Regions from separate parts of the Homo sapiens genome. Here region 1 is linked to region 2. A link is a loop called in an ENCODE intact Hi-C map of the cell type or tissue named here. Cell type or tissue: PC-3. All regions are shown on one strand. Links, peaks and the distances in the headings refer to the core of each region. The heading gives the core; the rest is flanking DNA. Region 1 has its middle 110 kb from the start of RNU105B. Region 2 overlaps PLCB1 (phospholipase C beta 1).

The links. A loop is a pair of places that touch in the nucleus more often than their neighbours do. Peaks named below come from ENCODE experiments on the same cell type or tissue, not always from the same donor. Only the 100,000 strongest peaks of a DNase experiment are listed, where the experiment ranks them.
Region 1: it touches region 2 in a loop (10-fold over the local background); 18 of 110 quality-filtered maps call a loop at or near these places.

Annotation. Positions count from the first base shown.
Region 1 is chr20:8,936,780-8,939,702 of GRCh38, forward strand. No RefSeq gene overlaps it. Among named protein-coding and RNA genes, the nearest start is that of RNU105B, 110 kb to the left of the region's middle. RefSeq lists enhancers at 1-410, 411-913. In PC-3, for the core only: no CTCF peak of the experiment used is centred there; no DNase peak of the experiment used is centred there; H3K27ac peaks cover 1,144 bases.
Region 2 is chr20:8,858,553-8,861,475 of GRCh38, forward strand. The region is part of intron 31 of PLCB1 (phospholipase C beta 1); the gene reads left to right. Among named protein-coding and RNA genes, the nearest start is that of RNU105B, 29 kb to the left of the region's middle. RefSeq lists a silencer at 1-244. In PC-3, for the core only: no CTCF peak of the experiment used is centred there; DNase peaks (open chromatin) are centred at 1,739 and 2,769; H3K4me3 peaks cover 767 bases; H3K27ac peaks cover 2,195 bases.

The DNA of each region.
Region 1 (2,923 bases), core at 337-2,836, 78 kb after region 2:
TTTGACCCCAGTTTTCAAATCAGACTCAAGAATGATCTTTAGTGTTTATGATTTTGTGTTTTTCTTTTCTTTTTTTTTTTGCTTTGTTATTGACACAGCTTCTGGAAATCTTTTTCACAGAGAGTATGGGGACTTTTTGGCCAAATTGGGCAGATGCAGGCTCCATCTGCTCCACCACCACTGTCTGGGCCACAGCATGTCCCCTGCGTCCTGCTCCTCTACAGGGGTTTCTGCAGTGGAATCTGCTCCCTCACAAGCCCATCTACAAGGTGCTCCTGTGCTCCAACCCTGCTGTTTCCAAGAAGGCAGGTCCTGGGACTGCCAGGATCCCTCTCCCTCAGACAGCGCAATCTGTGTAGGCAGCAGGCCGGAAGTGGTGACAGCCACCATGACAGTCAGGGCCGAGGGCAGGACGATCACATTAGAAAACAGCATCCGGCCTCCAGGGGCGAGCGGAGTGACTCGGCCTCCATCTCCCCCTTGAGGCAGCCATCTTGGCGCCGCTTTCCTCAGGAGCACTGCGAGCTCGTCCTTAGGACCCGCTTCTCGGCTTTTCTTCTCCCAACTCTTTTTACCAGGCAGTGGCGTGGCCTCTCTGGCCCAGCAGGGAATGGGCGCAGGGAAGGGAGTGGTAGTAACGAGCGAGGCATAGAGGCTTTTCTGTAACAGCAGTTATGTTACCCTGATTAATACAAAATTGCCTCCACGAATCACAAAATTACCCAAGCAAAAAATAAGGTCTAGGTTTTAAGAAACTAACTCCTGAAAGAATTGACTCGTCCTGGGACAATGTACAGAGTTGATGTCTGGTTAATTAGAGGTCACTGGGATAGAATTCTTCCTGATATAGCGCGGCATAAAGGTGTGTATTAAGGACTCTAGGTAAAGAATCACGTGGAGAGAATCTTCAGGTTTAACACAAAGATCCCAGTTTTTCAACAAAAGGGAGGTAAACTACTCAGATGGGGTCTAAGTTGTAGCCCAATGTCACAGCCTGCTCCTGCCACAATTTCTTATTGATGCCAGGAGACTGCCTTTGTTTACTGCAGTCATCATGGCTGTTGGGAAGTGTTAATAACTTGCTTTTTATTTTAAGCGGGTGTGAATTGCATGGGTTCTGTTTCCTAATAAGAGTAGTGTCACCTGATATTTTCACATAAAGAGAGCTGCCTCGTGGCATGTCTTCTGAAGCTAGCATGTGCTTATCCTTCACAAGCCCACAAAAACTGCAGACTGTAATTCAGAAATTTGATTTGATCATTCCACTAAACCTCTAAGCCCAATGTTTTCTTCAGCTCAGTGTTTTCCTTGCCATAAACTTACCCTCAGAGGGAACCACTGACATTTTAAGAGCTGAATCCTTACAGACACTGAGGCCAAAAGGACTTCAGTGCCAACTCTGCATTTTGAGGCCATTAAAAAAAATATCATCAAAGACTGGGGTTGCCAATCAGAGGTTCTCCATAGTGAGTGTCCAACAATAAGATCATAGTGACTGCTTATTCCAAACCAAAGTTACCACATTCGATACTCAAGGTTTTCAACAGAATTGATTCCAATTAGAGCTTCACATTTTCCATTAAGCTGTATGAAATATTATAAATCTATTGAGAACACCAGTAGAAGAATGGCTAACTAAATCGCAGTATACTGGCACAAGGGAATACTATACTGCAATGAGAATGAACAATCTTCAATTATACCTGACCACATGTATGAATTTCACAAACACAATATGGGGCACAAGAAGGCAGACAAGAGAGTATACAATGTGTGAGTCTCATTATATAAAGCTCAAAAGCAGACCAAATTAATCTATTGTGTTAGAAGCCAGAATGATGATTAGGTGGAGTACTTACTAGAGGAAGGTATAAGGGAACTTGTGGAGAACTCGTCATGTTCTGATTTCAGACTTGGTCTCTAGTTCCCCAAGTGTGTTCAGCCTGTAAAAAATTTATTAAGCTGTACACTACCTCCTACTGCACTTTTCTAAATATGTTATACTTAAATAAAATGTTTACTTAAAAGCCAATAAAAAATCTTAAGGACCCCTGGAGAGATACCTCAAAGTTTAATGATCCCAGGTAATGAATCACTACCTCATATACTTTTGAAAAAATTTATTTTTGCATTTTGTCATACATTGCCAATTAGAGTCTGTATTAGTCAGCTCTAACACTGCTATAAAAAAATACCTGAGTCTGGGTAATTTAAAAGAAAAGAGGCTTAACTGGCTCATGGTCCCACAGGCTGTACAGGAAGCATGGCAGTATCTGCTCAGTTTCTGGGGAGGCCTCGGAGAACTTACAATCATGGTGGAAGACGAAGGGGGAGCCAGTACTTCACATGGCTGGAGCAGGAGGAAGGGGTGTGGGGGAAGGTGCTACACACCTCTAAACAACCAGATCTCTTGAGCAGTCACTCACTGTCATGAGAGCAGCACCAGGAGGATGGTGCTAAACCATTCATGAAGGTTCATGAAGATTACCTCCATGATCCCATTACCTCCCACAAAGCCCCATCACCAGTATTGGGGATTACGGTTCGACATGAGATTTGGTCAAAGACACAGATCCAAACCATATCAGGGTAAATCAGGTTAAAAGAGTTTTACAAATGTGAGATTTGGAAAGATGTATTTATGATTGGATTCTGTTTCCCCCTTTTCCCCCACGTCTTTCAATTTTTGATTATAAGGAAACATACATGTTTTAAAGTGGTGGCTAAGATTCAGGTGTGGCCTGTGCTCTTGGCAAAAGCCAAATTTCAACAAACTTAAAGATCTAATTGGCTTTTTCATGCCTTGGGGGGCATCTCATCTAAAGAGTTAGAAAAGGCTCTCTGATGACCTGAGCAGGAGTTGGCTTTATAGGCAAAAAGGGGCTGAAGAAAGCAGAAACAGGGAACAAAAAGCAGATTAGTT
Region 2 (2,923 bases), core at 337-2,836:
TTTTCCAAGATGTAGGCTCTCTACAGTGTGAGTGTGCAGAGATTGTATGATTCCACTGGGGTCACTTCCACTGATGGGTTCAATGGACTACAGCACTGACCTTCACATGGCTTGTTTTCATAGCTTCGAGTCCTAAAGGGAGATAGGGTCATAGGAATATTTCAACAGTGTAAACAGCTCACAAGTCTTCCTTGCTCACTTACTTAGAGGTGACCAGATGAACTGAACATACCCTAATGCTAGGCTCTTAAAATAGGATCTTGTTTTAAAAAGGGGTTCAGTAGACAAAGAAGGCCATTCCCTTTTTCCCAACTCTTGTTCTTAGGGTAGTGTTCTCAAACTCTGGCAATTTGAGTGTGCAAAAAAAAAAAAAAAAAAAATTAGAGTAGTGGAAGTGGGACAGATAGTTCCTCTTTAGCCTCCTGACATACCTCTTGTTTGGAGGGATAAGATAATCTCTCAGATTGCCACCTGGGCAAGGAAACTGGGCAACACACTTCCAACTCAGAAGCCCTGAGGTTGGTGGCCTGCTACCTCTTTGCTGGTCCCTCTTCCTCAAGGTTTCCGCTTTGGAAGTAGGGACTGATTCTTAATTGGTTCATCTACTTCTAAGGCCAGCACTTAGGAAGAGTTAGCTTGTTCTTGATTGGCTCAAGAACTTTAATTAATAAAGAAGCACCGAATCCAGAATATTTATAAATAACATCTGCTCACAAATAGAACATTGTTCCAAATAGTTCAGTCTAAACACTTTCAGCTTCAAATCCACATTAAGAAAATCATAACAATTACCTTTAAACTCATGTTTCCAAAAATGTGATGTGTATGTGGATTACCTGTGGATCTTGTTAATATGCAAATTCTCATTCAGTAGATCTGGAGTGGGCCTGAAGTGATACTACTGGTCCTAGGACCACACTTTGAGTAGCAAGGCTTTCTAAAGTTCTGCTCTCCCGCACAGCTGAATTGAATAACTTTTCCTTCTAGAGATGGCATCATGGTTAGCTTTTGAAAACCTTTTGGTTTTTTTTTTAACTTCAGTCTTCTAGTAATTCAAGAAAGCTGGCTATTTTTTCAATCTTTCTGGATGTTTTAAGGATCTCCTTCTAATTCTGAAATGTTGCTCAGGTATTTCTTGTTGAAGTCTTTTCCACAGGGTAGACTCTAGCTTGGGGTCTATTGGAGCAAGTTAAATGTCTTCAAAGGTGATGGGTTATTCAACTGAATAAATGTTTTCTAGAATGTGGTGAAACCTGGAAAATACAGTGGGAGTAGGAGAGGGAAGAAAAAAAAAAGACATAATATACTTTTCTCCACTCTACCTACCATGATAATACATATTAATCTTGCCTTTATTCTTTCTTTATTGTATATAAAAGCTTCCACTAACTTTCCATTCTAGGGAGTCATTGAGAGAATATAAATATGTGGGCTTTTTGTTAAAGCCTGATAGGAGAAGAGATTATTATAAGTAATTGGAGACTGTGGAGTCAGAATAACTGAGTTTGAATTCTGACTTCATCATTTACCAGCTGTGTTGCTTAACCATAAAATGCTCATAATATTTACTCCAGCGAATAATGGGAGAATTCACAGAGGTAATCCTTGCAGATAATCCCTGCTAATCATTTAACCTAGTGCCAGGATATAGTAAATGCTCAATAAATATTTATAGTAGTAGTCATTGTTATTTGATAACTATTACAGAATAGCTCCCAAGGGCCTACTGAAGAAAAGCTTTGTGCTTAAGACACTGGCAATAAGTTCATTTCCATATGGTGTAACTTGAAGCTTTGGTTTTATAGATTAACTCAGAGACAAGTCCTACCACAGTGATTCACAGTTCCTGAATTCAAAACACTGTGCATATCACTGATTTGGCATTTCACCTTATATGACTAGCTCGTGTTATTATTTAACTTTGCCTTGGCTCACTAATTTTATTTTCAGTTTCTAACCTTTAAGAGGTAACAGTTTTATACTGTTCAAGACTCCCCAAACCAAATACCACAGAGCCATTTGTTTACATTAGTAGGTCCCCAATAAATATTCATTAGTTATTTCACTGATTAATTAAAGTAATCCATTCATCTCCACAGGGACTCAGGCTGGCTGAATCAGGAGAGACATCTTCAGATCTATTCCTCTTTGAGAAATTAGTATAATGTCAGTGCATTCTCATGTGTTTCTTGAATTATGAGCTCCCTGATGTCTAAAGAAGACTCACAGGGAAGAGTTCATATACTGACAGAACAATCATTAATTAGTTTTCAAACTAGTTTTGATTTGAAACTAAGTAATTTCAATCAGTTTTTTGACTTTCAACTCAGTGTTGTGACATCATGGTGGACACAACTTTCTTAGAGGTATCAATACCATCATCATGTCCATGTTTGATTTGACAGACAAATATTGCAATTTTATTCTGTTGGACATTTTCCAAAGAAGTTGGTTACTGATTTATTAAATAAATATACATATTTTAGGGTAGTGGAAGAAGAAGGTGAATAGAAATTAATGGGTGAGCAAAGGTGAGGGAAAACCAAATCACCAGTTTTCTTTCTGATTATATTTTAATCTAAAAGGCTATGTTTTTAATCAGGTTATATGTCTTGATAAGTGGCGTTTCTACTTAAAAAATGTTGGTTGTATTTGTATCCCAAGTAGGAAATGCAAACATACTTGTATAAAGCAAACAAGTTTAACTTGTGTGTTTGTATTAATGATATGTGATCAAGGCACAGGAAATGTTAGTAAAGAATCATACACTTATTATGTTTGTTTGGGACAGAACAAAGGATAAGTCATTAGTTGGTGAGTTCAGTCATTTTCTTTGAGATAAAACATTTGGTTAAAAGGCAGGCTAGCCCAGGCATCATGGCTCATGCCTGTAATCCCAGCACTTTGAGAGGCTCACGCCTGT